Linked DNA regions of Mus musculus: regions 1, 2 and 4 are each linked to region 3. The links are chromatin loops, found by intact Hi-C in ENCODE. Cell type or tissue: left cerebral cortex. All regions are shown on one strand. Links, peaks and the distances in the headings refer to the core of each region. The heading gives the core; the rest is flanking DNA. Region 1 has its middle 21 kb from the start of Mc3r. Region 2 holds the start of Aurka (aurora kinase A). Region 3 holds the start of Rtf2 (replication termination factor 2). Region 4 holds the start of Cass4 (Cas scaffolding protein family member 4).

Region 1 (7,780 bases), core at 1,715-6,714, 210 kb before region 3:
AGTTCCGAAGGCTGAGTGCCTTACTGGTACCAATTTGGCACCAAAGGGCTGGAGAGTTCCCAGATTGCTGCTGGGCTTTGGCCCCTGTTGAAAGCCTGAAGCAGCTGGTTCTAATATCTGGGAAGGGAAAAGTAATGAGGGCAACAGGGTAGATGAACGCCCTAGGGAGTCTAAAGCCTGTGACCACTGAAAAATCAAGTTTCTCCTCTCTTGCACTTTACCTGGGCTGCTACCAATGGGACTGTCTGCATTTAGTGCGGTCTCTCCACATCTAGGCATTCAGGACAAGAGCCCACACACAGGCCAGCCTGATATAGACGGTCCCTCACCAAGGCCTGAAGCCCAGGTTGTGCTGTTCCTAGGTTGTATCAAGTTGACAAGCCTAGCTGGCATTCCTCTCTACAAGAAACAAGGAGTGTGGTTGACCCTTCTTGATGATGAGGTAAGAGGATAGAGCTACCGGCCCCACCCTCTGAGACTCCTGCACACAAGGGTCTCCAACCAGGCCTCAGGCTCCCAGTGACCATGCAGAGAAAAAGCCTGGGCTCCACAGATGCAAACAGCACAACGCGCATCCTGCAAATAGTCAAGGTCGGATACCCTCTCAACACAGCACTCTCTTGTTTAACAATTACCAGCTTTCAGCCTAGACCAAAGGGAAGGAGCCATCAGGGATCACTGAAGATACTAACAATTGGTCCCTCCACTTATAGAAACCCAGTATCACAAGGAAGTGTCTGGAGGAATGTCTCGGGCCTTTTACTCTGAGCATCTAAGTAGATAGTGCTACATGATGGCCTTAAGCCAGCATGGCCGTGGAGGAAGGAGGGCACAGTTTGTTCTAGTGAAGGCTAGCTCATCATATTCTTTCTCACGCTATGGTGGTGTCTTGGAAGCTCTCATTGTAAATGTTCCAGCTGGCTCTAGACAGATGCTAGGCCTAGATGAGTGAGCTCGGGGCTCATTTTGAAGGATGGCAGCCCAGTTACTGAAATGTAAGAGTCTTCCTCCACCTTGGCCTTGTCTTTGAAAAATGGATTCACTTAAGCCTTCTTCTGGGTGAGTAATGGGTAGCTAATTGACTCAACTTCAACCCTATGACCCCACCACGTCTCATTCCAACTATTGCTTGGTGACTTGTGTTTGCTTGCTTGTTTGCTTGCTTGCCTGCTTGCTTGCTTGCTTGCTTGCTTGCTTGCTTGCTTGCTTGCTTGCTTGTTTGCTTGCTTGCTTGCTTGCTTGCTTGCTTGCTTGCTTGCTTGTTTGCTTGCTTGCTTGTTTGCTTGTTTGTTTGCTTGTTTGTTTGCTTGCTTGCTTGCTTGTTTGCTTGCTTGCTTGCTTGTTTGCTTGCTTGCTTGTTTGCTTGCTTGTTTGTTTGTTTGCTTGCTTGCTTGTTTGCTTGCTTGCTTGCTTGTTTGCTTGCTTGCTTGCTTGCTTGTTTGTTTGCTTGCTTATTTGTTTGTTTGCTTGTTTGCTTGCTTGCTTGTTTGTTTGTTTGCTTGCTTGTTTGCTTGCTTGCTTGTTTGCTTGCTTGCTTGCTTGTTTGCTTGCTTGTTTGTTTGCTTGCTTGTTTGTTTGTTTGTCTGTTACTGGTGAGAAGCACAGTGTCTGGCATCAGAGATGTGGGCTCAGTATCCACCGATGCCCCCGCGGTACTGACTTGACCTCAACCTCTATGGCTTTCTCGAGAGCGCAGATCTATTCTGCTTTGAGAATCACAAAAGAGAAGAATGTCTGATATCTCAGGACTCAGAACCTATGGAACACTCCTATTCATTTCTCTTTTTAGAGAACAATGACCAAACACATCTCAGCCTTGAGCAGTGGACCTATGGTGGGTGTGTTTACTCAGACACAGTGTCTTCCTCCTACTGTGTCACTCACGGGAAAACAACAGGAAGGACCAGAGGTGCAGAGGCTACAGAAACTCAAGGTCACCAACTTCTTAAACTGCAGAAAGATCAAAACTCTTCCCAGGAGGCTAGGAAACACTTTATGTAGGAGGCCATACAAACTCAGCAACTGTATCCAGAACCCAGCCAAGTCCTTTTCTAGATTCTGTTTTTAATTAGTGCATGTTAACCATATGTAACAATGGGCTTCATTATGTCATTTTTCATACATCTATATAATACATCTTTATCATATTCAACTTCCACTACCCTCAATGGTCCTCCCCCTCCCAACTCCTGGTGATCCCCTCTCTGTTCCAACTAGTTTCCTCTTTTACTTTCAACTCATCATTCTGGATATTTGTTTGTTTCCTGAACCAATGAGTTTACCCAGCTACAGGAAGAAGGGTGAGGGAGCACTTACAGGAATATGGGCCACTTATCAAGGGCTTCACCTCTAAAGGAAATGTCTCTGCCCAGCAAACCGTCTATAAATCCCCAGGGAGAGGCAGGGCCCAGCCAGCCTCACTGCCTCAATGAGGAAATGTTGTGGAGATCTTCCCAGCCAACTGCTTCTGTGGTCAGCGGAATAAAGTTTCCAAATGTGTCCATGCTCACCCTATTGTGTCACATCACAAGATAAGAGAGACTTTGAGATGTAACTAAAGCTGGGAAATGTAACACAGGGAGAACCACCAGGTGGTCTCAGTCTGATCTGATCGCAAGTGCCTGTCCCTTTAGAGCAGGTGTTTTCCTCCTAACAGAAGCTGCAGGCCCTGCACAGGGAATCCAGGGAGATCTGAAACACCCGACGCTTTGCACAGCATCACTGGCCTCAAGGTGAAGAAACATCCTGAGGACTTCAGATGGCTTCCGGGAGCCGACTGGCCACCTTCTGCTCATCTGAACAGAAATTGTGTGTGTGGTGGTTGTCAGGGGAGGAGAGTCCTTTCATTGTTTAGACGAGTGCTATGTGAAGCTGGATTCAGGTGAGAGTCCTCAGCTGCCAGGTCAGTGTTAGCAGAGGAGTGTGTGGATAGCCCAAACCAAGCGGAGTCCCGGGGAGCTAAGCTTTTCCTATGCTTGCCTGTCTCATAACTGCAGAGCAACACTTCATGCCTCTAGTCTCTCCCCCATTGTCTCTAGAATACACCCTCTCCTGACACACCCTATGCTTGTTTATTGTTTTGATGTTTTCTTGTACATATATGAAGAGAGACCTTTGCTTTGTCCCCTGGGACTCCCAAGTGGCTAGGACAGTGCCAGGCTAAGGACCGATGAGTGGCAACCTGTGGTCCACTAAAAAGCTTAGGGGCTGGAGGTCTCATATAGCTTTGTAGTCCAGCCTGGATGTCCCTTCAGCCTCCGTCACTCTGGCTAGAGACTGCACCTAGGAAGCCATGTAGAAATATAAAGAGAAAGGTCACAACTTGAAGCAGGTTAAGGGGATGTTGCAAACAGGATTAGGAAGAGACATGTGGGGGGTTTTTTGGAGGGGTTGTTTGTTTGTTTTTTCGAGACAGGGTTTCTCTGTATAGCCCTGGCTGTCCTGGAACTCACTTTGTAGACCAGGCTGTCCTGGAACTCAGAAACCCGCCTGCCTCTGCCTCCCGAGTGCATTTACATCACTCCCTCTTCCCCCAACTTCTCTCATGACCCCTCCCACTCCCTCTCATATTCATGACTTCTTCCATAGTTATTACATGTTACACACACACACACCCACACACACACACACACACACACACACACACACACTACTGTATCTACTTAGTGTTGTTTGCCTGTTTGTGGATTTTAGGCTGATCACTTGATTAGATAATCTGTAGGGTTGGGGAACTTGTCCCTGGAGGAAACTGAGCATTTATAAGAATAAGAATAATAGTTTTAAGAGGGATAGGGTATGTACAGATGCACTAAAGTAATCACTCTGAGAACGACATGCACAGTAGAATTAAGGAACAAAGAGATGTCAGCAAGAATAGAAGACTGTATCCAAAATCTGATGAGGACTGGATGTAACCCAGGCCCGAGGGACCAGGGTAAATACCCTGCATGCTAATGCTCAGGTCCCTGGGGTTGCACTTTCTTCAAGATCCACCAGATGGCAAAACCACACAAGAAACACCGTCTCTGCCACTCAGGAGCCTGCCTGCTGCCAATCCCATGTGTTCACAGGCAGCACTCCCTGGTGTCATGGGAGAACCTGAAAGATGAGCTGACTTCATCTGTCAAATAAAGCATTCCAGTGAAGCGGCAGAACGGAGGATGGAAAGCCCACACAGCGCTGAGGACTGGCTCGCCTTCCCTAAACATGGTCATTGAGACAAAAAGGGGAAGATAAGGTACAGGAGAGAAATCTTCTCAAAATGGTAACCCAGCAATGGCAAGCACATCCTAAGGCAGGCCCCGGGTACCACTGCTGGCAGCATCACTGCTGATAGCAGCAGCATCCTGAAGTCCTTCCACATCAGGGTGAATCATCTGTAGGTATTGTTCTGCAAACATTCTTACTGTTTCTATCCATGAATTGTAATGGACATAAGAGACAGGTCTTTTAGGCAGCTTTGACCTGTGACCTTTCCCCATCACAGGCTGCTGCAACCCCAATTGGTGAGATGAGCAGGAAACAGGATCAGGGCTGGAGAGATGGCTCAGTGGTTAAGAGCACCAACTGCTCTTCCAAAGGTCCTGAGTTCAAATCCCAACAACCACATGGTGGCTCACAACCATCCATAATGAGATCTGACGCCCTCTTCTGGTGCATCTGAAGACAGCTACAGTGTACATAGATATAATAATAAATAAATATTTTTTAAAATGAAACAGGATCAACATTAATGAGAAGACAGGAGGGAAAGGTCAAGGATAGGGCTGGAGCGATGGCTCAGAGGCTAAGCGTGCTTGCTGCTCTTGCAAGGAACTTGTGTTTGGCTCCCAGCCCCCGAATAGATTGGTTCAAAACTGCCTGTAACTCCAGGGGATCTGATGCCCTCTTGTGGCCTCCAATGGCACTGCACTCACTTGCACACACCCACAGACACACCTACATACAAGTAATTTAAAATAAAAGGAATCCTTTTTCTAAAACTAAGGAAGAAATTCTAGCCACATACATGCCTTCTTGTCTCTACAAAATTTGTATCAAAAGGAGAATATCACAGTTTAATTTGCACAGCAATAGTGTTCCTTACTTTCGGTCTCTAAATTCCCTCTCCACAGCCTATGTGCAGTGATTAAAATTTCAGTTTAAAAAAAATAAGCATTTTTGAAACATATATTCTTGTGGGAGGTAGAAATGAAACTCAGAAACAAGATGAAGGTTGAGTCACCGAAAGATGTAGACGAGAACTTCCTGACCAGCAGGCACTGAGGCAAGGCCAGCTGCACAGAAAGGCTATCTAATGTCATTTCAGCCACTGGGATTTCTCTACTTGGTCCTTTGTCCTATTAGAGCATTTGAACTTTTAAAGAGAATTAACGTAATTGGAAAGGAAGGAAGCCCACAAACCCAGAAATGGTTCTCCTGATAAAACAATGCACAAATTATGGGCCATTTCAATAAAAGTGCGGCTTTCCTTCCTGTGAACTCTTAGCATAAATGGCTGAGATCACCAGTTGCTAAGCGCTAAGCTCAAATGCAGCAATGAAAAGGCCATGTTACTGCATTCGTGAGTGTCCACATAACACCCTGATGGCTGGCTTATTACTGAGGTCAAACGGATACAACCAGGAAGTCAGGTTGCTTTTTCTACTTCCTGTCAAGTGTCCAAGGGAGCTCTACCTTGGGCTCTAACTACTTATCTCCATGTGCAATGATCTCCTGGGGGTTGGGGGAAGGGAGGCTGTAGAGAGAGATCCTGACAAGAGTGTCAGTGTTCAGATATGACATGTTCTTTGCGCTCCTGTGCTCGAGCGCTGGGTCCCCAGATAGCTGTGCTATCTGGAAGACTGTAGAATCCTTGGGACATGGGGTCTCACTAGAGGAAGTATGTCACTGGGGGTGGGTGGGGGTTTAGACCCTGAAGTTTATAACCCATCCTCACTTCCTCTGCTTCCTCTGCCTCCTGGTCCTCCGAGATCCGAGCAAGCGACCTCATTCTGCTGCCTCAGCTGCAAGCCCCCACCTCACCCCACCTCACCCCACCCCACCCCCTCAGCCATGCCTTCTCTACCATGCTGACTATACCTTCAAACTGGGAGGCAAAATGAACCCTTCCACCAGGAGCTGCCTTTTGCCAGGGCATAGTAACAGAGGTAAAGCTTGAGGTAGACTCACAGGAACAAGCACAGAGCAGTGCCCGCAGCCAGCCTGGCCTTCCTTGTAGATGTCACCTGGCTGTAAATCAAGTGTGGGTGTCTGAGAGACCCTCAGGATGGCCCCCTCTCCTCCGGAACAATGGCTGTCAACAGTACAGGGCTGGAGTGACATCCAACACAACACTCAGGGACCTCAGATAGCAGACCAAGGAAGGGAACGTGGAGACAGAAAGCCCAGAGTTCTGGCTAGCTAAACTACCAGCAGCTATTTAAAAATGATCTGCCTAAAAGTTATAGTCATGATTTCTACACATATATAAACGAGTATCGAGGATTCTAGTTATGTCTCTCATTAGTGAGGGTGCTTGTAAGATGTTACAACTGTCTCAAAGGCGACTTGGAAAAAAAAAAAAAAACCCTGCACAACACAAAGCACAAGTAGAAAAGATGGTCTCTGTCACCAAGAAATAGTTAATTCTATGTCACTGGACAAAATGCATTTCTCTCTCCGCTTTCCACAACTGACTGAGTTATGAAATAGCTCAAAGGCGACCAAAATCGCAGACTATGGTGAGGAGTGTTTAAAAAAAAAAAAAAAAAAAAACCAAAAACAAAAAAAAAACTGATTTTCTTTTTCTTCCTTTTTGGTCCATTTCAGAGCCTTTGACGATTTTTTTTCTGACCCAGTTTATCAAATGAGCTGAACCCGACAGGGGGCAGGCAGGCATCGAGGCAAATGCGTTCTTCATGGCAGCTTACTCCGTCTTTCTAGACAAATGTCCCTCTGCCCCCCTAAATGATAGAGCAGGGTCCCAAATTCTTCCTGTCCTTTTGGGGTAATTGAGGAGATCATCCATCCAAGTCTCATATACATGGGAACCAGCGGCTCCTCCCTGCTCAGTGCCATCCCCTCCCCTGTGTGAAAGCCATGGCTGGGAAGCAAGCAACTATTCCTTCCTCTAGCTCCTCACAGCGGGACAAATATGACACCCCAACCCCCAGGATCACATAGTTGAGTCCTGGCCTTGATGCCCTGGAGAATCCCTCGACTGAGCCCTTCCCTCTGGGAAGTGGAAACTATCAGCTCCTTCTCCGCCCAACTCCCAAGCCCTCTCCCCACAGTGCCCTCACTAAGAAGACCCCTCCTCAGCCCCCAGGTGACAGAACTGGGCTGCAGAGACCACCTGAGGGTCTCCTACTCATGGGTTCACTTTCTGCTCCCCTCAAAAGTTCCTTTTGAACCAAGTCCATTCCAAGGTCTCTCCACACAGCTCAATAGGAAACACCAGTGGCTCTCATCCCTGAGTACAAATCTTCTCAGGGCCCATCTGACATATCTAGAGATAGTCTGGGTGTCACTGCAGGAGTGAGGGTGACCCTGACACTGTATGACACGATGCTGAACATCCTCAAATGTACAGAGCCACTGACCCCGTGCCACCTCCCACGTGTCTCGCAGGTATGGATTCCAGCTGGCAAGTATGCATCTGTATTTAACTCGTGTGTTCTATTTCTGAACTTCATTTCATCCTGCATCGGAAGTTAAATCCCCACGAGCCAGCACTTCCTAGAGGGTTTCTGGAAGCTTCCACAGCACAGAGCGTCTAGATAGGAAACATCAGGACTAG
Region 2 (7,780 bases), core at 1,347-6,346, 69 kb before region 3:
TAGGACATCAAGGATAAACGCCAAGCTATGCATTTGAGCACCCAAGACCACTTACCGGAGGCTGCAGGCTGCTCATTCTTCTGGGGGTTATTGAGCCGGGACACAGGCCTAGGAACACTGGCAGCTGGCAACTGCTTTGGTGCCGGCTTCTGACCTGCTCCAAGTTTCTGGGCTTGTGAAGGGACACGCTGGGAGTTAGAAGGACACAGGACCCGCTGGGCCTGGCCACTGCTAGCAGATCCTAGGTTCTGAGACGGAATCTGCTCAGTCACCAAGACGCGTTTCGGACCGAAGGGAACAGTGGTCTGAGATGGAGAGAAGACAGGCGTTATGGCTTCAGGAAAGGCTGCTGCTACCCCAAGAACCAAGTGTCCTTTGCAGTCTAACAAAACCCCTAATATCTTGTATGACAAATGGGAATGGGGGGCAGAGAGAGGACTGAGCAGTCAAGAGCACTGCCTGCCCTCTCAGAGGCTCTGGCTCCCATTCCCAGCATCCACGCGGTGACTCACAACCACCTATAACTCCAGAGCCAGATCTGACCCTCTCTTCTGGCTACATGCAGGCAAACATTCATCCACAAAAGATATAAATATATAAACAACTCTTTAATAAGTAAAGTAAAGGGGAGGCGGCTGAAGCTGCCTTATTGTGCACGCGCCCTAAGGGAGGACTCGACCGACTCAAACCCCGCTTCCTTAACCACTCGCGAATAAGCCGCCATCCAGGGATGGAAACCCTGAGCACCTGTGAAACCCAGCGGCCCGGACGCTGGCACTCCACACCTGTGATCCAGTACTGAGGCTGAGGCAGGAGGGGCACTGACTGAGTTCTAGGCCAGCCTCTGCGCCTGAGGCAAACTTTATTGTTACTGAAAGTTTATATCAAATCCTTGCAGCAATTTTACGTTTAGGAGAAAAGACGATAGAATCATCCTCAAGCAATTTTGAAAAAAAAAAAACAGTCTAAATCTAAGGTTATGCTGGGCTTCCAGGGCGTATTGCCGTTCTCTCAGATCATCCATCCCCTGGGTCTTTCTATCACAGCACTTATTTGACCACGTCTCACTGTGTAATCCTGGCCAGTCCCAGACTCACAATATAGAACAGCCTGGCCTCTATCTCAGTCTGCCCACTACTGACTCCTAAATACTGGGATTAGAGGTGTGCCCACCAAGCCCCACCCAACAGAAATATTTTTTAAGAATGTTATCTCCAAAACTAAAATGCATAGAAATTATGTTTTTCAATAGGAAAAAAAGGACAAAGAAGACCACGGAGGCCTTGAAAACAATCACTACTGCACGGGATGATCTGTGTTGTGTCAGTCTTAACGAGATCTTAAGACTAAACTAATCACACTCAGAGACGCTGGCACTCCCTCCTCCTTAAATGAGGCGCTCAGGATCCACCATGAGCTCAGAGGGTCTGAGGTTTCCACAGCAGAGCCATTTCCTGAAGAAACAGAGGCTCAGGTAGCCTCCAGGCAGGGTCAACCTAAAGTTTCTACCCAAAGCCACGGAGGAAAGGATTCGATTCCACGAGCACTGTACAGATTTGCTCAGGGACTAAGGTCTTTTACAGCCAAGCCTAAGGACCTGGGTTAGGGTCTCTGGACCCACTCTGACAAGTTGCTCTCTGACCTACACAGTGGCATATGCATAGGTGCACACAAACAAAATGCACATCATTTAAAAAATACCGATTGTGGGGGCTGGAGAGATGGCTCAGCGATGAAGAGTACTGGCTACTCTTCCAGAGGTCCTGAGTTCAATTCCCAGCAACCACATGGTGGCTTATAACCATCTGTAATGCCCTCTTCTAGTGTGCATGAAGACACATTCATAGTCATAAAATAAGCAAAGAAATCTTTTGTTTGTTTTCGTTTTGGGTTTGCTTTTTGTTTTGTTTTGTTTTTAGTTTTTTTCAAGACAGAGTTTCTCTGTGTAGCCCTGGCTGTCCTGGAACTCACTCTGTAGACCAGACTGGCCTCAAACTCAGAAATCCGCCTGCCTCTGCCTCCTTGCATCCCCAGTGTTGGGATTAAAGGCATGCGCCACCACGCCCGGCAGAAATAAATCTTTTAAAAGCCGAAATTGTAAATACAGGTAATTCTGTACCTTAACAGGCCTGGAGACACAGTTTTCTTTACATCTGTCCATGTCACCTGAAAAAGGAAACAAGAGCCTTTCTTTTAGGAGGAGTCCAAGTCCTTCACCTTCGGATCTACACCAAATGACCTTGATGGTTCTCACTCAGCTCAAAGATTTACTACAAGAAAGTTGCACATGCCACAGGGTTCCCCTTTTCAGATCAGGGAAGCTAGGCAGGAGGCAGAAGCCCTGAGCAAAGGACTGCAGTTGCAGCTACCTCACACTCCTGGGCCCCAGACCAAGGTTAATAACCAGCCCTGCAGTTTAGCTTTCCCATAATAGCTACACCAGGGTCTTATCCCTAAGAGGTTTCTATTTCCTGTATTTGCAGTGGAGCCAGGATTTGTTTGTTAGGTTTGGATTTTTTTTTTGAGACAGGGTCTCCCTGGGTAGTCCTGGCTGTTCTGGAACTCATTATGTAGGTAGACCAAGCTGGCCTTGAACTCACCGAGTTCCTCCCTCTGCCTCCAAAAGGCTGGGATTAAAAGAATGCAAGACCACACCTAACCTTTATGTTTGTGGTAGAGACAAGAGTTCCATGGATCCCAGGCTGGCCTTGAGCATGCTATACGGTGGAGGATTACTCTGAACTCCTGATCCTCCCGCCTGCAGTTCCGCAGTGCTAGGACCACAGAGGTCATCACCATCCTCGGGGTTCCAAGTGCTGGGAATGGAATCCAGGGCTGGCTAGGCAAGCACCCTACTAACTGAACTACATCCCCAGACAGGCTCTCACTTATTAGCTGTGGCTGGCCTTAAATCGAAGGCTAACCTCCTGCCTCAGACTGCTGATGTAAGCAACCACACATTTAGGTGTGTGTGTGTGTGTGTGTGTGTGTGTGTGTGTGTGTGTGGTGGGGATGGAGGTGTTGAGGTAGGGACGTATGTGGATGTAATTTAGGCTGGTTTTTCGGACCTACTGTGTAGCTGAGGATGACCTTTGACTTGATCCTGCCTCCACCACCTTACTGTTGGAATAAACAGCGGCGGCCACCACGAAGGCAGTGTTCAATCCTAAAACTTCTGGAATATTCTACAAACTGAGCTTTAGCGGGTCTGCGCTTTGAAACAGACCCTCAAGTAGTCCCGACATAAACTGCTCAGAAGGCTGCGGGAAGAGCAGCACCAGTCCTGGGCACTCTACGAGGGAACTCCCGTTCATCCACAGACTCGTCGAGTCGACTTAGACTCTGATTCTCCACCCGAAGCAGTCCCCAATAAGCCGCAGTTCCCGCATCCACCATCGGTTTGCAAATTACTCGGTTAGCTGATGGTCTGGATCCCCATTCCCACAAGAACCTAAAACCAAGCCGGGAAATCTTAAACGTCTGGACCTTTCTTAAACAGAATGCAAACCCACTGAGACAGTCCATTACCCCGACGCCACACAGCCTTCCCTATCCGTTTGCAGCATCCAGGCTCGCCCTCAACAGCCATGTCCCTTTCCAACTCACAGGCAGGAACCTGCTCCCGACCGAAGCCTCCAAGCGATCCCGGTAGCTCAGCCGTTACAATTCAAAGGTTCTCCTTTTAAAATAGGAGTCAAACCCTCTACTCCAAGAGCTGATTGGCTAGAGCCGGAGCAATGCCGTTCTGTGATTGGCTCACCGTAAACGCGACTATGGGAAGCTCGTTCCCTGCCGTAGCTGGGCGCAGGCGCACTGAGCTGTCGGAGCCCGGAAGTGGTGCACCAACGGCCCGTCCGATCTGCGGCCGTTCTATCGCCCGCCGTGCTCCCCAGGATCAGGCGTTCGCCAGTCACACACAGCCCTTTGGATTCAAGGCAGTCGCGGAGGTGATTAGTTCGGAGACGGTGAATGAGCGTCTCGAACGTGCCAGTGAGTAAGATGGCGAGAAGGGCAGACTTGCGAGGGAGCAGGGATGCTCGGCGCTCGGCTGCATGCCCTTTGCACGTGCGCACTGGGTGTGCACTCCGAGCGATCGATCGGGCACGATTCGCTCCTCCATTTTTCTAGAAGAGAGCGGGAGACCGAGACCCTGATCTGCGGGTACGGGGTCAAGGGGGCGTAAGGAAGCGGGCTAGTGTGGTTGGCTAGGGTCTGTAGTGGATCACGTGAAGGACCGGGGCTAACGGAGAGGATGGCAGGAGGCCGCTCGCCCCAAGTCCGTGTCCTAGAGTTGGCCGGCCCGGCCTGCACCCCGGCTCTCAAAGGGCCTCGGTCCCGGTGGGTCCAAGCCGGAATTCCGCCCTGAGCAGAAGTGGTCGCGCGGCTTCGCTTTGGGCCCCCTGCATTCCCCGGTGTTAGCTTTCCGGGGGCGAGCTCCTCCGGTCTCGTGCCTCGGTGTCCCCTCCGGGAAGGATATAAGTTATCTGTGTCCCATTGGAAGTTAAGCGGGGAGTTAAGTAAAGGCTCAACCTCCTTCTCCCACCCCCGTTTTCTTTAAATGTCGTGATACAACCCCAGATGTTTCCTGACAGGAGTAAAGATGATAGGTCAAATGGTTAAGTTCTGGGCTCTGGAGTGTGCAGGCTCCCCCTCAACTTTGAGGGGAAGGGGAGGGCTTAACTTGAACGGGTGCCCTAGATTCTTAGAACACATTTCACCCTCTGTTGTGTCCCAATATCTTATGCAGGGGTAGATTTGTATTCATTTCTTTCTTTTTAAAAAAAAACTTATTTAGCTTTATTTTACATGCATTGGTGTCTAGGTGGCAGGCCCCTTGGAACTGGAGTTAGAGACAGTTGTAAGCCGCCATGGGAATTGAACCCAGGTCCTTTGGAAGAGCAGACAGTGCTCTTAACCACTGAGCCATCTTTCCAGCCCCCATTTCTTTCTAATGAACACGAATATATTGAATAGCTTCGTTTAGTGATTGGATGCTAATTAGGTGCTTGGCACCGCATCTGCCAGTAGGACCTGCATGGTGTTATTATTGTTAAGAACTCTGGTCAGTACTATGCTGTGTGGCCTTGCTAGTCATTTGGTTTAAAACTGAGCCCGGGGTGTCTGTCAGCAAGCATTGTAACTCTTGGCTGTTTCTCCAGGCTACCTTCTTGCTTGATGTCTCCAGACTCCTATAGTCAAACATCTAACCACACACATACTTATCAAATTACCCACCCAGGTTGATTAAGAAATCAGTTTTGTTTGGAGAGCTTAGATCTTAAGAGTATAATGTGTTTGGATTTTTACATTTATTTGTTTTGATGGTAATCATTTTTTTGTTTGTGATAGGGTCCCACTATGTAGTCCTGGCTGGCCTGTGATAGGGATCTATAGACAAGGCTGGTCTCAATATCACAGGGATCTGCCTGCCTCTGCATCCCAAGTGCTGGGAATAAAGACATGGGGCATGTGCTTGACACATTTTTATTAAGCAGTTTAACTTAGGATCTTCCCAAAGCATTGAACTTAGCTTATTTTTTCATTCTGTTATCCTTATTTGTTTTTTATGATGTATTTGTGTGTTCATGTACTACCTCATCAAGTTGTATAATTATAATAATGAGCTCGGTTGCCTGGAAACAAGTTTTAAAAATAAGCACAACAGTCACTAGTAGATTTACATTCCAGCTGGTGTAAAGTGGTCCAGGCAGCCACCGAAACATTGCAGACTCCACAGTTGACAGAAGAATCGGAGGGATAGCAACAGGGAATAAAAGTTTATCAGCGAAGAGAAGATGGTCAGGGATCCTACTGTATCTATCAGTGATGTTATTTTAATAGTTTCTTTATGCACTTTCTGTGCACCATTTTGATTAAACTCCAGTAACTTAGGTAACAGCTGAGGAGCCTGAACAGAGAAAGCAAGGTCGCCATCCTAAGATAAAACACCTACTGAAGCTGAGATTGAAGTGTGTGTTACGCCTGGCCTAGGAGCCCTGTGTTTCCAGGGCCTGGGGTGTGCCTCTCCCTGCCTTTTACTCAGTGCCTGGTTTCTCTTGCAGCGGTCAGGGAAACTGTCATACTCTTCTGCAAAATGTACAGAACCAAAGTGGGTTTGAAGGACCGGCAGCAGCTCTACAAGCTGATCATTAGCCAGCTGCTCTACGACGGTTACATTAGTATCGCCAATGGCCTCATCAATGAGATCAAGCCCCAGTCGGTGTGCGCCCCCTCGGAGCAGCTCCTGCATCTCATCAAGCTAGGTAAACCGTGGGTGTGGATTCCAGAAGGACGGTCTCCAGGCTTGCCCGGGGCAGTTTATGAAATCACTCCTGTGTACCTTCAATGTGGATGTATGCAGAATACAGTGGTGGTACTGAAAGAGTGGGTGGAGTCCAGGGGACGAAGCTGCTTCTCATATATTGTACCCATCTGCCGGGCACTCCCCTCAAGTCCCAGCTCAGGACTCACGGCCCTCTCACCCCTATAAAGATTACCCTGTCTCCTCCATGCTCCTCCGCTTGGTTCCCTACTTAACAGACACTGCTTGCTTTGTTCTTTGTCTCAGTTCCACGCCGTCTTCACCTTCCCGTTCCATACTCACCAGGTAGACCAGAATTTCTGTTGATATTAGGATCGTGGGTTAGCCATTGATACCTGTTGAAATAAATAATTTATAAAGGGACCTGGTGCTGGCAAGTTCCAGCTACCCACCCCAAAGATTTACACACACCCACAGCCTTTATGTTTGACATGCCTTAAGCATCACTGCTGCTGGGCCACTTCCTAGCCTTACTAAATTTTATATTCTACCTTGGCTGCCCTGGACCCAGAGGGCTGCCCAGCTGGGCTGCACTCTCCTGGCTTCTTCACCCAGCCATGCCTCGCTGTCCTCCACTCTTCTCAGGCATTGTCTCCTCCACCTTCTCTTCCTGGCATGGTGGATCTCCTCCCTCTTCTCTCAGTCAGGAATCCTAAAAGTCCCACCTCTGTCCTGCCCAGCCATTGGCTGCTGACATCTTAGTGTCTTAGTGTGGACAGTCATATAAGCAGTTTTGGAGACACAAATCAACATTATAATGCACTCAGCATAGGCCAAACCCACTACAGATACCTGCCTTACCCCCTCCGCAGTGTTTGAAATCCCCCAGCTGCATCCAACGTTACTCCGAACATTTATGGGAAGTTTGTTTTGTTTCAGGTTGCTTTCAGTCTATTTCCTGCTTTCAGCAAGTGATTACCACACACGCACACACACATGCACATAGGGAGAGGTGTTTTAAGACTTTAATTCTAGATATCCTTAAAAGTGTATAATGTTGGGTTGGAGAGATGGCTCAGCTGTTAAGAGCATGACTGCTCTTCCAGAGGTCCTGAGTTCAAATCCCAGCAACCACATGGTGGCTCACAAACATCTATAATGATATCTGATACCCTGTTCTGACACATAGGGTATATGCAGATAGAGCACAAAATGTATGCATAAAGTAAATAAATGATCTTTTTTTTAAAAATACATGACATTGAAGCAATATAATATTGAAGACTTGTTCTGATGGGTTGTATTTAAATTTTTTAAACAGCCAGGCAGGTTCGTAGTTATAGCTGAGGCCGCTTTGTTTTGTAAAGCAGGAGTTGAGACCACAAGAGTTCTTGATGTGCTTCGAGTCCCTGTACCAATTACTGTTATTTTTATGTGATACATGAGGTTATGTTTAATCCAACCCTCTCCTGTTTGTTATGAGGGATGATTTTTATTATTTTGTGTGTGTTGTTTGCA
Region 3 (7,780 bases), core at 1,246-6,245:
TATGCGTAGTTTAGACGCAGAGAGCCATGCTTAGCCATCCTGAGAATGGTGAAAAGCCCTCCCAAGTCCAAGTTTCCATGTGCTGATCTAGAGCCACCCTTGGAGCTGTCTCTCCTAAGCCTGGCAGCCAGGCACACTGCATAGACATACGTCTGCCCAGAAACAAGGATTGGCAGCATCAAAAGAAACTGGCGCTCACTTCTACATTACCGACTGATCCATGTCATTTCAGTCCCAAGGCTGGATGTAGGGGTGAGCTCACACGTAGGCCGGATACAACAGGTTTGTATCAGAGCCAAGGAGCCTCTGAGGTTAGGAATGCCTTGCCTTTTACAATAGACCCTGAGCATAGCTGGTAGAGCTGTGTCTCTAAGACACCATTATTTATCTGATTTTCAGCAGCTGGCGATTGGGAAGCAGAGGCAGGAGAATTGCTACAAGTTGAGGTATCTCTATCTCTATCTGTCTGCTGGGTGGTGGTGGTGGTGGCAGTGCACACCTTTAATCCCAGAGCTCTGGGGGCAGAGGCAGGTGTAGCTCTGAGTTTGAGGTCAGCCTGAGCTAAAGAGCAAGTTCCAGGCCGCCCAGGGCTATACAGTGAGCCCCTGTCAAAAAACAATAGGTGTCTATTGGTAGATAGATGGATGAATTTTTTTCTTTAGCAAAAATAAAATCTGGTCTGCAATCTCGAGGACGAAAGTTATCTTTTAAGGTCGTCAGCTGCAGCACTCTTGAGAAGATAACAGATCAGAACAAAATGCTACATGGTCTGCTCAGATATGCAGAAATGGAAGATACACATTGCAAGGTTGGAGAGGCAGCTAGGAGCAGGGATGGGATGTAGCTGGAAGCAGGGAATACCACAGGGAACCAAAGGGTGAAGTCGGTCACTCAATGATAACAGTATCTATTTGCACTGGTTCTTTGGCTCTGCGATGTTCTAATGCCTCATCAACTTGAGCCCCGCCTTCCCCCAGTGACAGACAGCCTAGGAACCTGTGACCTGGGGCTGCTTTTCATAGTTTTACATTTCTTGAGTTCTGTTCAATCCAAGAACTGTCATCAAGAGACCCGGGTAAGTTGCTAGTGTGTGCTTAGCATGCACGAAGGAAGCCCTGACTCCATCCCCAGCACCTCACAGATGGGAGGGGGAGGATCGTCAGGATTTCGAGGTCATTTTGAGGCCACTATGTGAGACCTTACAAATCAAGCAAAGAAAGCCCTTGTCGACAAAGAGCAAACCTCACGAGAAACCCTGCAACGGCTGCAGATGCTTCCTTCTCTTTTTGCAAAGATGGCAGTGAGCCCGCCCAGACTCATTGCAGAAGACGGCCTGGGGCTTTAGAATCAAACGCATTCTCTCAGCTTTTGGAGGCTTCTTGTTGAATATGTTTTTTTCTAATAACCAACATTCTGTACCATTTCCTCCACAAGAAGAAAGAGGAAACGGTGGGTGGTGGTGACAGCAATCTGGCCTCGCTTACGTTCAGTCCACAGAGAGGATGGAAGTGGTGATGACCCACTGAGCAGCTTCCAGTGTGACAAGCACTGGGTGTCATGTATCCGTTTTGCTGCAAATACATTTTTTTTTTAAGAGAGGGTCTTGCTGCGTAGCCCGGGCTAGCTTCAAAAGCACCATCTTCCCATGTGCTAGGATTATAGGCATGTACCGCTCCCCAACAAATAATATTTATAAAACTCCTTGGGCCAGAGGGTGAAACAAGTCAGTGGATAAAGGTGCTTGCTGATCCACAGGATCCAAATAGTGGAAAGATAGAACCATCTCCTGTAAACTGTTCTCCAACCTCCACACCTGAGCTGTAGTCTACGTACGTACATGCATGCTGGCAAACCATTCAAACACATAAAATGAAAATAAGTTTAAAGACTTTTGAAAATTCTAATACACAGTTTTTGAGGCAGGAAAGATAGAAAGGAAAATTCTAAGGGACATAGGAGGCAAGGAAACTCTCACCTAGGTTAGTTTGAATTTTTCACAGAGAGAAGTGTGTCATAACTGACCAAATCATTTTTGTTTGCAGATTTATTTCTGTGAATTCAAGGCCAGCCAGGGATACACAGTAAGCCCCTGTCTCAAGAAGAGTAGAAGGAGACAGAGGAGGGGAGGAAGGAGTAGAAGGAGGAAGAAGAGGAGGAAAAGGGAGGAAGGAGGAGGAGGAGGAGAAGGAAGAGGGGGCCTAGAAACTGTATTCCTTTTAAAGAGATTCATTAAATAACTACATTAAGCCAGGCATGGTGGTACATCCCTTAAACCCCAGGACTCAAGAGGTAGAGGCAGCCATATTTCCAAGAGTTCTAGGGCCAGCCTGGTCTACATAGTGAGTTCCAGGCCAGACATGGCTACATAGTAAGAGCGTGTCTCAAACAAAAACACCAGGGCTGTTAAAATAATGTAAGAGCTGAGGCTCTGCCTCACTGGATATTGTGTCCGCCTATTACACACAAAGCCTTGGGGGGCATAACTGGGTGTGGTGGTGCACAACTGTGATCCCAGCATTGAAGAGACTGAGGCAGGAGGATCAGAAGTTCAAGATCACCCTTGGCTACACAGGCACTTCCACCTTTCCGCAAACCACCACCACTGCCAGACTATGTTTCCCTAAGGACAGAATACCTGTGAGCCTTTGGGGTTCTCTGAACCTGCACACTCCTCTCACCCCTAAACCGGGGCAACACAACCATGGCAGGAAACTAAGAGAGCCAGTTCCTAATTTTGTACTTAATTTTTGTTTGTTTGTTTTGAGACAGGGTTTCTCTGTATAGCCCTGGCTGTCCTGGAACTCACTCTGTAGACCAGGCTGGCCTCAGACTCAGAAATCCGCCTGTCTCTGCCTCCCAAGTGCTGGGATTAAAGGCGTGCGCCACCACCACCTGGCTTTAACCTTTGATTGATCTCTGCATTTTGTGGCAAGTTGCATCCTTTGAGCTATGAAATTTCAGAAGCCACAAAATCAGATGCAGAACTACTGTTAAGACACCTACGTGTGACTCTCTCCCTTGAAAGAGCCATCGACAAGTTGAGGGTGTTTAGTGTCATAAAGCTGAAGGCACAGTAAGTCACTTCTTAGGCCTGCAACCACCTAGGATCCCAGGAGCATTGGAGTCCCAGAGGACACAGCACTCCCCTAAGTGAGGGTGAAAAGGCAGAAAAGATGGTCATCTGAGACTATCTGGTCACTTTAAGCAGTGTGGGCTTCAGAATGGCCACCTTGCAGGACTGGTGTAGACACAGAAATGAAGGAGGCCATACTTATCCCAGGACTGCTCACTTATGCATACCATTTGCCCCTGTTGTTCCTCTGGGCCTACAGCTCATGTTAGTACCCCAAAGGCAGACTAGGGGGTCACTGAACCCCTTATTTGTTCTCTTCCCAATATGATCACCCTCCCCTTTCTCTGTCTGCACTAATCTCTGTAGCTGGTACAATGGGATGAGTGGCTACTCTAAGCTTGTTGGAGACACTGTAGCCCTAGCTTCTGCCCAAAATACATCTGGATACAGGGTGGAGAGGCGCTCAGTGGCTAAGAATGCTTGCTGTTCTTTGAGTAAGCACAGGATGGATTCCCAGAACCCCAGCAGCTCACAACCATATCAACTCCAGTCCCAGGAAGATAGAACACCCTCTTCAGGCCTCGACAGGCATCTGCAGTTAGGTAGCGCACAAGCAGGCCCACCCACCACGTCTTTTTTTTTTTTTTTTTTTTAATTTTATGTATTTGAGTACACTGTAGCTGTCTTCAAACACACCAGAAGAGGGCATCAGATATCATTATAGATGGTTGTGAGCCACCATGTGGTTGCTGGGAATGGAACTCAGAACTTCTGAAGAGCAGTCAGTGATCTTAACCACTGAGCCATCCCTCTAGCACCCACAACGTCTTTTCTTTTCTAAGTCTGGATTTAAAATACATGAGAGGTAGCTGAGAAGACAGATTCCGGCCATCTCCTCCTTAGACTTACAGCACTACTGGTCTGCAAAAATGCCAGAGACGCAGACCTCGGGACAACCCCGACAAATGTTCTCCCGTCCTCCCTCAGGCCCAAGCTTACGGAACCACAGAGGAAAAAACAGGGACCGCCCACGACCGGAAGTGGACGCACTCCAAGGATGCTCCAGCACGTCGCCCTGAAACCACGCCCAACTCCCGGACAAGATTTTCAAGACAATTGGTGTGGACCAAGGCCTCGCGCGGCGACCCCGCCCCTTTCGCGGCGCGCTGGTTGTGTGCGTCATCAAGGAGCGCCGGAAGTAGGTAGGGTTTCGCCAGAGACCCCGGAAGCGACGGCTTCTCGTCTTTGCTAAGGCTTCTGGTTTTTGCTACGGTTTCTGATTTCGGCTTTGGGATGGGTTGCGACGGAGGCACCATCCCCAAGAGGCACGAGCTGGTGAAGGGGCCGAAGAAGGTCGAGAAGGTCAGTGGGGACTGCGGGCTGCGGGGCTCGGGATGAACGGTGGTCACAGCGCTTGTGGAGGGTTTACTGTTTGCAGGCACTGAACAGTACGGTTAGACTGGGATCCTCCCCACAGACGCTGTGTTGATTTGAAACATTAACGTTGAACGGGACGGAGACTGGAGAGCTAGTTAGTGGCCCAGCCAGGACTGGAACGTATCTGTAGCTAGCGACGATCACGGTGATAGATGCTATTTATGGACTTTGTGTGTTTTTGTGAAAGGCTCTCACAGTGTGGCCCTGGCTGGCTGGGACTCCCACCTCTGCCTGCTGAGCACTGGGATTAAAGGTGTTGGCCAACAGGCCTTGGTATTTGAATAATACTTTTTTTAAAAATGTTTTGTGTGTGAGTGTGGTATCCAAGGAGGCCAGAAGAAAGCATCGGACGCCCGGGAGCTAGAGCTACAGGTTTTTGTGAGCCATTAATCTTGGCTGTTAGAACCAAACGCGGATCCTTTGGAAGAGCAGTACACAGGCTTAACCACGGAGCCATCTCTCCAGCCTGAGCTTTGTGTATTAAAGTCTCCCCAAACCATTCCCCTTTGTGAAGTCACACCCTTCTTAAACTAATTATCAGCTCTTAGCACTCTGAATTGGTGGTTGAGCCCAGCTGATGGTCACGTGACTGCAAGCTCCTCCTGGTGAACTCTGTGCACTGTTTTTCTTCCAGAACTAGCACAGTTTCTGCCACAGTGAATATTTTTGAATAAATGCGTGGGCATTCTGTAAATCTTACAAGACATTGAGCAAAGTGTGTACTTAATGGATGGGAAATTGAATGCCGCAAAGTTAGTTAACACCACTGACGTGGCCTAGAGTCATGAACCACTGTCCCCATCCATTTATGTGCATTTCAAAGCTAGTGTTGATGATGACTGTTTAATAATAGAAGGCACAGAATGCCCCCGATACAGTTCCCAGCACGGGGAGAGAATGCCCCCGATACAGTTCCCAGCACGGGGAGGATCATGTTTCCTGATCCAACATTCAGAGAACTTTGGGATGGGAGGTGAATCCCATCCAGTGTTGTACTTAAGACACTGCATAACTTCCTGACACATCCCTAATAAACTCCATTGGGTCCTGTGTGAACAAACCTCTGCTTGTCTTTTTGCCCTCTCTTCTGCCCCTCTTTAGCTCTTTCACTCTGTTCTAGATACCATAGACCTTGCCCCAGCGTCCTGAACATTCCTCACTCATAGTGACATCATGACTTGGGGGGGAGGGGCCACTTGAAGCAAGGTCTTGCTGTGAGGTAGCCCAGGCTTGCCCCAGCCCCCGGAGTGCTGGTTACAGTGTGTGCTGCTTGGCTCTTTCCCCTCATTTGTCCACCCAGCCTTCACCACAGTCAGCTGCAGTCACTCTTTAGGCCCGCCCCCTCTGCTGCTTTCCTTTTTTTTTTTTTTTTTTTTTCTATGATCCCTGCCTCTGTGGTTATCGACTATGTATCTCTCTCTCCCATGTGCTCTGGGATCCTTGCATGTCTTAGCTCTGCAGTCTATAAGATGTTTCTGCACATTATAGACATCCACTGAGCATATGTTGAAAGTCTGAGGACAGAGTGCCCTCGGACCAGGCCAACATGTCACATTCAAGTGTGCATAAAGTATTCATCTTACTGTTGTTGTCTTGTGCCCAGGGCTGACATGGAGTAATGGAAGAGTTGGCAAAAAACAGCCAACCACACCCAAACAATTAAAAACAAACAACAAACAAAAAACCCTGATCTTAGAAGGGTAACGAAAAGAAAGAATGATCAGGAAGAGTAGTTTTTATTAACCCATTTGTCCAAGTACTTATAAAATGCTTGTTATATATACAATTCTGGGACCTAATGGCAAATTATCCCTTCTAGAGCTTCCATTTGAAATGCCTGTTATGAAGTAATCATATAGATATGGGGTAGGGATCTGCCCCTGTCTTGGCAACACAGCCCCTAAGTCCCATGGAAATAACACTTGCCCTAAGTGAGATGTGTGGTGACTTTTTTTTTTTTTTTTTGAAATACAGTGTCACTATGTAGTCCTGGCTGGTCTGGAACTCTCTGTAGATCAGGCTAGGCTCCAACCAATGGAGATCCATCTACCTTTGCCTCACATGCTGGGATTAGAGGCGTGCACGACCACATCCAGCTCGTGGGGACTAGATAAGCTCCTGGTTGGGGACCAGTCACCAGAAAGACAAAATCGTGATCAGAAGTTGACACTTGTTTTTCTATTTTTGCTCTTTCTCTCTTTCTTTCTTTCTTTCTTTCTTTCTTTCTTTCTTTCTTTCTTCATTTATTTATATATACATGAGTTTATTTGCACCATGTGTATGCAGGAACCTGAATATATATATAGAGTGCCCTGAAACTGGAATTGTGAGCTACCTAACACTGTGAGCTTCCTAGCATGATTATTGGTAGCCCAAAACTGGATCCTCTGCTAGAGCAGTGAGTGCTCTCAAACACTGAGCCGTTTCTCCAGCCCTGAAGCTTGGCACATTTATACCCCCTCCATATTGCAGGAAGATGTTGTATCAGGTGTTGCCAGGAAGAAGTTATGTTGTGTAAGATGTTAATTTACTATATAAGTATAGGCATTAATGTTGGTACTAGGATTGAGATAGATCAGGATGAGGACCTCTTGGTGTGTGCAGAGTTCACTCCCCGCCCTCCCTCCATTCTGTTTTTATAAAGCTTGCACACACGGTTTAAAGATGGATATGAACTTGCCTTGTGTGTGTTGGGTGTTGGTGGATCTTAACATAATACTAATTTAAACCCTTTTAAAATGTGTGTTATGTGCTGCGAATGTGGGGGTCAGAGACCAGCTTTTGGAGGCTGGTTCTTTCCACCGTGGTTTCCAACGGTCAGATTGAACTTGTTTTGTTTTTTCACCTCTGAGCCATCTCACCTGCTCTAATTTCTTAAAACTTTATAAAGTCCCAAGTTCATATGCCACTATTCTATTTACTTATTATCAACTTACTTATTAGGCTGGAGATTGAGCCCCATGTATGCTAGGCTGATGTCCTGCCCTGGAGCCACGTTCTCCACATCCCAGCCATTGACATGGTTGCTTTTATAGTTTTTAAAATACATTAATTTATTTAGTTGGGAGGATGTATGGCAGACATGTGGAGGTCAGAGGATAGTTTGCAAGAGTCAGTTCTCTCCTTCACCTTTTACCTAGGGACAAACTCAGATCTTTTGATGTTCTTCTTATTATTATTGTTCGGATTTTTTCGAGAGACAAGGTTTCTCTGTGTAGCCCTGGCTGTCCTGGAACTCACTTTGTAGACCAGGCTGGCCTCGAACTCAGA
Region 4 (7,780 bases), core at 1,227-6,226, 49 kb before region 3:
TTACAGCTGTGAACCACCATATCTGACTTGGTCTCTTTATTCGTTAAAAAAAAAAAAGTGTAAGGCTAGAGAGATGATGGCTCAGCAGTTACCAAAGCTTACTATTCTTTCAGAGGACCCAGGTTGGTTCCTTAGAACCCACATGATGGCTCATGACCAGCTGTAATTCAAGCCCCAAGGGACCTGACACCCTCGTCTTGACCTCCACGGTCACGAGGCTCACATGTGGTACACATACACACATGAAGACAAAGCACTCATCCATGTAAAATAAAATAAAATATAAGTGTAAAAAGTCTCCAGGCAGGGCCGGTGAGGTGGCTCAGTGGATGAAGGCTCGTGTCACCAAGCCTGAGCACCTGAGAGAAACAGCTCCTGCGTGTTGTCCTGGCTGTCACACTATGGCATCTGTGGCAAGCTGTTGCACACTACATACACACACACACACACACACACACACACACACACACACACACACACCATGGTGCTGCAACAAAACACCATGACCAAAAAGCAATGTAAGGAGGAAAAGGTTTATTCAGCTTACACTTCCATATTACTGTTCATCACTAAAGGAAGTCAGGACAGGAACTCACACAGGGCAGGAACATAGAAGCAAGAGATAATACAGAGGCCATAGAGGGGTGCTGCTTACTGGATTGCTCTTCATGGCTTGTTCAGCCTGCTTCCTTATAGAACCCATGCCCACTCGCCCAAGGATGGCACCACCAACAATGGAATGGACCCTCCTTCATCAGTAATCATCACTAATTAAGAAAATGCTTTGGGGGGCTGGAGAGATGGCTCAGCGGTTAGGAGCTCTGACTGCTCTTCCGAAGGTCCTGAGTTCAAATCCCAGCAACCACATGGTGGCTCACAGCCATCCGTAATGAGATCTGACTCCTCCTTCTGGAGTGTCTGAAGACAACTACAGTGTACTTACGTATAATAAATAAATAAATCTTTAAAAAAAAATGCTTTGGGCTGGCAAGATGGCTCAGCTGGTAAGAGCACTGACTGCTCTTCTGAAGGTCCTGAGTTCAAATCCCAGCAGCCACATGGTGGCTCACAACCACCTTTAATGAGATCTGATGCCCTCTTCTGGCGTGTCTGAAGACAGCTACAGTGTAGTTATGTATAATAATAAATAAATTTTGGGCTGGAGCGATCAGAGGTTCTAAAAATAATTCAATTCCCAACAACCACATGAAAGATCACAACCATCTGTACAGCTACAGTTTACCCATATACATTAAAAAAAAATAAATCTTTTTTTAAAAAAATAAAGAAAATGCTTTATGGGTCTGGAGAAATGACTTAGTTGTTAAGAACACTAGATAATCTTTTCCAAAGGACCCAGGTTCAATTCCCAGCACCCACATGGCAGCTCACCACTGTCTGTAGCTTCAGTGCCAGGCGATGTGACACCCTCACACAGACAAGCAGGCAGAACCCCAATATACATAAAATAAGAATAAATAATTTAAAAGTTTTTTTTTTACAGGAAAGAAAATGTCTTACAACCCGATCTTTCTCAATTAAGGTTCTCTTTTAAACAACGAGTTTCTGTATCAAGTTGACATAGGACTGTGCCACACACACACTAAGCAAAGTTATATCTACTCTGCAACTCTGCCTAGCACATCTACCAGACAGAGCTTATGATCTTTTCTGTGGTCCCAGGGATCAAACCCAGGGTCTTGCACAAACTAGGCACACACTCTACTCATCAGCCACATCGCAGGCCCAATCATGACCAACCTTTTTATTATTATTATTAGATATTTTCTTTATATACATTTCGAATGCTATCCTGAGAGTTCCCTATACCCTCCCTCTGCCCTGCTCCCCTACCCACCCACTCCCCCTTCTTGGCCCTGGCATTCCCCTGTACTAGGGCATATAAAGTTTGCAATACCAAGGGGCCTTTCCTCCCAGTGGTGGCCGACTAGACCATCTTCTGCTACATATGCAGCTAGAGATATGACCTCCGGGGTACTGGTTAGTTCATATTGTTGTTCCACCTACAGGGTTGCAGACCCCTTCAGCTCCTTGGGTACTTTCTCTAGCTTCTCCATTGGGGGCTCTGTGTTCCATCCTATAGATGACTGTGAGCATCCACTTCTGTATTTGCCAGGCACTGGCATAGCCTCATACAGCTATAACAGGATCCCTTCAGCAAAATCTTTCTGGCATATGCAATAGTGTCTGGGTTTGGTGGCTGATTATGGGATAATCATGACCAATCTTGATTGACTCAAACATCCACATATTTCCCGAAAGACTGAAGTAAGATCTCAGATGCAGATAGATAGGTAGATAGATAGACAGATTGGTATAGATAGATGTGTGTGTGTGTGTATGTGTGTGTGTGTGTGTGTGTGTGTGTGTGTGTGTGTGTGTACACAGACAGACAGGGTCTAAGCACCATCAATCAGCACCACCATTACACCTGAAAATGTGATGTCACATTAGCAAGGTGGTCACATCCAGCCAGTGTTTGCACTTCCATACAGATGTGTCCTAACAGAAGCTCCAGGGGACCCCTTTGTCATCTATTTCCCCGGATGAATTCAGTTCCTCGTAAGTAAAGCACCTATCACAGTCCAGCTACTTTTTGAGACTGCGCTTGATGCTCAGAGAAACAGCTGCCACATGGCACACCAAGCCTGAAGGCTGGCCCAGTCCCAGGTGACTGGTAGGTAAGCCTAGACCTGGCCCTGTGGCCCTAACCAAACCATAATGCGCTGGAGTCCCAGCTTCAGTGTGTGGCAGCCCGTCACATGGTACAAATGTCAGCCAACAGGACACAGCCTGCCACCACTATCCTCCTCTCTGCTGAGCATTGCAGAGAGCATGGGAGACCCTGGCAGGGAGGACTGGCTGCCCCATCACTGTGAACCCACAGCGGGACCTGGGGGTTTGAGGTCACTGGTTACCCACAAGCTCCTCTCTGTCCTGGTTTCACAGCTTTTCCAGGTGTTAAAACAAACACCACCACAAGAAAGGGGGCGGAGATGGGGGCGGGGGCAGGGGACGAAAGGAGCAAAATCAAGAGTTCTGTGGCTAGAGAGCATTGCTCTAGTAGTGTGGAGAGCTGGGCTTCTGATATTGAAGTCTTATTTCTTCGACAGTTTCATGCATATTCACATAATGTATTTTGAGCACACACACCCCGTACACACACTTATATAAATATAGAATCTTTTTAAAAAATGATTTCCGAGTATTGTGTGCATTTTGAGTGCCGGGAAATCCTCGGTGGCTTACAGGCTCACATGCAGAACGGGTTTAAGGAAGCAACTTCAGGTGAGTTCTGTGGAGGCCGTGCATGACCATGAAGATGTGTGCCCGGTCACTCTTGCATTCACTCGGATGACATCTGACCAAACACTCACCTCTGATCTCTTCCTCCTGTTTCCCTAATAAGTGATGGCATTTGGGCATGGACCTTGGGTTTTGGTAGTTTTCTGGATATGTGTTTGTTAGGGATGTTATTCACTCTCAGGAATTTTCTCAGATCCCCACATCCATTTTTGCCTTTAGAAATTAGTATAAGTAACAAATGCTTTTTTGTTGAGTTCTGCCTTATTTAAAGCATCAACATTGGCAGAGGCTTGGGCTATAGGTCAGTTGGCAGAGTGCTTGGGCTATAGGTCAGTTGGCAGAGTGCTTGGGCTATGGGTCAGTTGGCAGAGGCTTGGGCTATAGGTCAGTTGGCAGAGGCTTGGGCTATAGGTCAGTTGGCAGAGTGCTTGGGCTATAGGTCAGTTGGCAGAGTGCTTGCTTGCCATGCTCCAGGTCCTTGGTTTGACACCCAGCACCACATACATGGGTATGGTGCCTATAATCTCAACACTTGGGAGGTGAAGGCCGAAGGATCAGAAGTTCAAGGCCATCCTTAGCTACATAGAAAATGTGAGGCCAGCCTGGGCTACATGAGACTCTATTTCAAAACAAAGGAAGGGCTGCTGGGAGTGGTGGTGCACACCTTTAGTTCCAGCACTCCGGAGGCAGAGGCAGGAGGATCTCTGCAAGTGAGTCTAACCTGGTCTACAAAGTGAGTTTCAGGTCAGCCAGTAATATTACACACAGAAACTCTGTCTCAAAGAAAGAAAAAAAAAAAAACAAAAACAAGAAATAAGAAATAAAGAAAGGGAAGAAAGAAGGAAGGAAGGAGGAAAGAAGGAAGGAAGCAGGCATGAGGGGATCACTTCAGTAAATATCTGGACTTAAGGTCAGTGGCATAGCAGCTGAAAAGATGCTCAACACCGTCTGTAACTGCAGTTCCAGAGACTCTGACGCCTTCGTCAGGCATCTGTGGACATTGCCTGCACATTTACAGACATATGGGCAAAACACCACACACGTTTTTTTAAAAACTGGATGACTGATGGAGAGTGGCCTGCTACCAGGGATGCCTGGCTCGGTGAGCGAGAGCACGCCTTCTGATCTGTCCCTGTGCAGAGCAGTGGGCTGAAGCTCTTATGATTCACAACTCCTCTCTGCAGCTACAGCGTTTCCTAAAATGGAGCTCGCACTGCCTCTGATCTGACGCACCCCACCCTTTTCAGAATGTGTCTCTCTTGTGAAAAGCCTTCTGGAAATTACTACTTCTTCCCTGTGGACTTTGGCAGGGAGCATGTGGCTGACAGCTACTTCTATTTGCTAAGACAGATTCACACCGTAGTCCAGACTGGCCTAGAACTCTGAGGTGGCCCAGAACAGCCTTAAAGTCGCAGCTGTTCTCCTGTCTCAGCACTGTAGATGTGGGGGTGGGAGCATGCCCGGTTCTACATTTGTCTAGAGCCTGTTCATCCTGTCTAGTCATTGTCACCCCCTTTCGCTACTGTCGCCTGCAGATTGCTGATCACTGGTTCCTTAAAGACCATTTAAAATAGAGACAGCATTCTATCTGTTTGCTTGTTTTGATTGCATTTATTTTATCTGGGGAGGGAAGTATGCACACGAGTGGCAGTATGCATGCAGAGGTCAGAAAGACAGCTTGCAGGAGTCCTCTTCTCCCACCGTGTAATTCCAATAACTCCAACAAGTTTTCAGCTTAGCAGCTGACAGCTTCACCCACTGAACCATCTCACTGGTTCAATTTTTTTAAATTTACTTTTTTTTTCCACTTTGAGTTCGGGGCTGGCCCCAAACTTACTTTGTAAGTCAGGCTATCATTAAACTCACTGAGATTAGCCAGCCTCTGCTTTCTGGGAGTGCTGGTATCAAAGGAGAGTGCCACCGTGGTCTGGCTATGGCATGCTTTTTAAATCTCACACCTGGGAGGCAAAAATAGGTGGGTCTTGGTGAGTTTAAGGCCAGCCTGGTCTACAGATCGAATCCCAGGGGAGCTGGGAGGAGCTGCTTAGAAGAGGGGACCCTTATGCTGAAATGAAATGAAGCCTAAGCTAGTTTTGGGTTTTTGTTTTGTTTTCTTATTTGTTTGTTTGGTTTTTTTGGGGTTGTTTGTTTGTTTGTTTGTTTTTGGTTTTGGTTTTGTTTGTTTTTTGGTTTTTTTTTTTTTGTACTCCGTGGCTCCTCTCTGGATATTGGGTCTGAGTTGAGGGAAACTTTAAACTTGGGAAGTCGTGAGGACTCCACTTCATGAGTTCAGAGCACTCGCTTGACACAAAGAGCCAAGTGTGGGGCAGTATCTGGTGCTCTCAGCAGCGCCCGCTAAAATATAACCACGGAGAATTGGAGTGAAGGTGTAGAAAACGTGGGGTTCAGAGCAGGGCAGTTTACTCCTGTTACCCCAGCTGTCACACCGCAGGGGACAGGAAGGAAGACATGCTGACCCTCAGCGGAAGTCCAGCAGCTTTGCTTCATCATGGAAATGTGTTGCCTCGCTGGGTGGGAATTGTTCCATTAGTCTTCAAGGGACAAGAATGCGGTGTGATCCTACGCTGGGCTGCTCAAAGTAGGAACTTCACCTTGTAAAGCAGAAGGGTGGGTTTTTTTTTTTTTTTTTTTTTCTCCTTCTTCTTCTTTTGTGGTTTCACACAGCAAAGGAGTGTCAGCCTCCACTTACCATGAAGTGGGACAGCAGGCATGGAGGCGTGGGTGTGGCCTGAAGCTCTGGCCCCGCCTCCCCCGTTCCTTTCATTTGACTCTCTTTACTTGAAAGAATCATCTCGACTGTTTCCATGTGTTGGCAAACAGTTCCATAGAATCCAGCTCCTGGGAACCAGCCAGCAGCATGCAGTGATATTGCATCATTGGTCCCTGGAACCAGATATATCAGCGGCAGAACTCCGAGGACCCTGCTCACATCACAGCCATGAGAGGCACCAGCATCAGAGAGGGTGCGCCCAAGGTGAGTGACTGATTGGGGCTGAGTGCATGAGAGCAACAGTTGACTCAACTGTTTTTATCTTTGGGTCTCTAATGAACACGAAGGGTAGGTTATTAGTGGCAGGCAGGTTTGGAATGAGAAAGCTTTGCTCTTTACCAGTTGTTGGTTTCAAGATGACTGGAAATGATGGGGTGAAATCGGCAGGAGGCAGACAGCCCAAGCCCCCACTGTGTGTCTCTTCACCACTCAGCAAACTTCTTAAACATTCTCTCTTTCTCTGCATCCTGAAGGTGCTTAGTGTGGCTCTCAAGGATTCTGACTGGCTTGGGGCACTCACTTCTCTTGAATAGAGAGAGCTTAGACCTTGGCTCTACTCTTGCTAACTCCAATAAGGACACCCATGAACTGCCTTCGTGTTCCTTTGGGCGCTGGGGACTGGAACTCTGGTACAAACTGCAAGTCTGGGCCAGGAACCAAGAGACGGTCCTATAGCATATGTATAGCATGGCACACTGCTAACCCAAGAAGGGCACTGGAGCCTGAGATGTGACGATGGTACTTGCAATACAGGCATAAGGACCTGAATTCAGTACCCAGTACCCACATAAAAAAACAAAAAACAAAAAACAAAAACAAACAAAAAAAACAGGCATGAAAGCGTGTACCTGTAACCCCAGAGACGGCAAGGAGGTGACAGCAAGGTCCCTGTAGTTCTCTGGCCAGCATCCCTAAGACAAGCAACTCCAACTCCACACACACACACACACACACACACACACACACACACACACACACACACAAATAAAGTGGGTGGGTGATGGAGAAGGACATTGTGACATCAACTTTTGGGTTTCACACACCCATACTGTATGCGGGGGCTTGGGGAGAAGGAGGAGAGATCACAAGGAAAGTGAAGCTCACAGTCGTTGCTTTTCTGTCCCCTCCTATTCTTTCAAAATGTGATAGAATGGTAGATACAAAAGAGCCATGAAACAGTTGCTAAATGGGAGGCTGCTTGCCGGAATTAAATGTTGCTTGTCATTGTGATAGTAACAAGTGTTGGGCGTGGGATCCAGGGCTGGGGTCTGTGGCGACTCCTTGTTTAGATGACTTGTAAATATCTGAGTTGAGAATCTTGCCCCACAAAGCGCTGGGGAAGTGAGTAGTTGAGCCAGCCCCACTAAATCTTTCATCCAAAGGCATCCCCGCAGTTCCGGGCAGTCTGTCTCTCCGGCAGTCTGTCTCTCCGGCATACGGCCTCTGTCTGTACATCGACTGATGCTACAGCTCTGCTCACTGTTGCTGTTCAGCTTCGTGAAAATAAATAGCCAGCCCTGCACTCCTCCCTCCTGGGCTGGGGATGTTGTTCCGTTGGCAGAGCACTTGTCTCACAGGCACAAAAGCCCGGGTTTTGTCCCCAGCATGGGCTACACAGGCCTGTAACCCAAGATGATGGGGAATTCAAGGCATCCTCAGCCA

What was found. A loop is a pair of places that touch in the nucleus more often than their neighbours do. Peaks named below come from ENCODE experiments on the same cell type or tissue, not always from the same donor. Only the 100,000 strongest peaks of a DNase experiment are listed, where the experiment ranks them.
Region 1: it touches region 3 in a loop (5-fold over the local background); 19 of 42 quality-filtered maps call a loop at or near these places.
Region 2: a loop joins it to region 3, with 5 times the contacts of the local background. A loop is called at or near these places in 28 of 42 quality-filtered maps.
Region 4: a loop joins it to region 3, with 2.6 times the contacts of the local background. A loop is called at or near these places in 10 of 42 quality-filtered maps.

The regions. Positions count from the first base shown.
Region 1 is chr2:172,223,125-172,230,904 of GRCm38, forward strand. No RefSeq gene overlaps it. Among named protein-coding and RNA genes, the nearest start is that of Mc3r, 21 kb to the right of the region's middle. In left cerebral cortex, for the core only: CTCF peaks have their summits at 3,997 (motif pointing right) and 4,886 (motif pointing left); a DNase peak (open chromatin) is centred at 4,028.
Region 2 is chr2:172,366,867-172,374,646 of GRCm38, forward strand. It overlaps Aurka (aurora kinase A), which reads right to left and starts at 3,704. Exons shown (of 9, transcript NM_001291185.1): 1 at 3,607-3,704; 2 at 2,120-2,166; 3 at 56-305. The coding sequence starts at 2,161. It overlaps Cstf1 (cleavage stimulation factor, 3' pre-RNA, subunit 1), which reads left to right and starts at 4,137. Exons shown (of 6, transcript NM_024199.2): 1 at 4,137-4,161; 2 at 6,063-6,263. The coding sequence starts at 6,095. In left cerebral cortex, for the core only: no CTCF peak of the experiment used is centred there; DNase peaks (open chromatin) are centred at 3,801 and 4,021; H3K4me3 peaks cover 2,095 bases; H3K27ac peaks cover 772 bases.
Region 3 is chr2:172,436,305-172,444,084 of GRCm38, forward strand. It overlaps Rtf2 (replication termination factor 2), which reads left to right and starts at 4,274. Exons shown (of 9, transcript NM_025542.2): 1 at 4,274-4,435. The coding sequence starts at 4,367. In left cerebral cortex, for the core only: a CTCF peak has its summit at 3,771 (motif pointing right); DNase peaks (open chromatin) are centred at 4,188 and 5,137; H3K4me3 peaks cover 1,991 bases; H3K27ac peaks cover 852 bases.
Region 4 is chr2:172,387,684-172,395,463 of GRCm38, forward strand. It overlaps Cass4 (Cas scaffolding protein family member 4), which reads left to right and starts at 5,961. Exons shown (of 7, transcript NM_001080820.3): 1 at 5,961-6,322. The coding sequence starts at 6,287. In left cerebral cortex, for the core only: no CTCF peak of the experiment used is centred there; DNase peaks (open chromatin) are centred at 3,224, 4,601, 5,788 and 6,069; H3K27ac peaks cover 1,110 bases.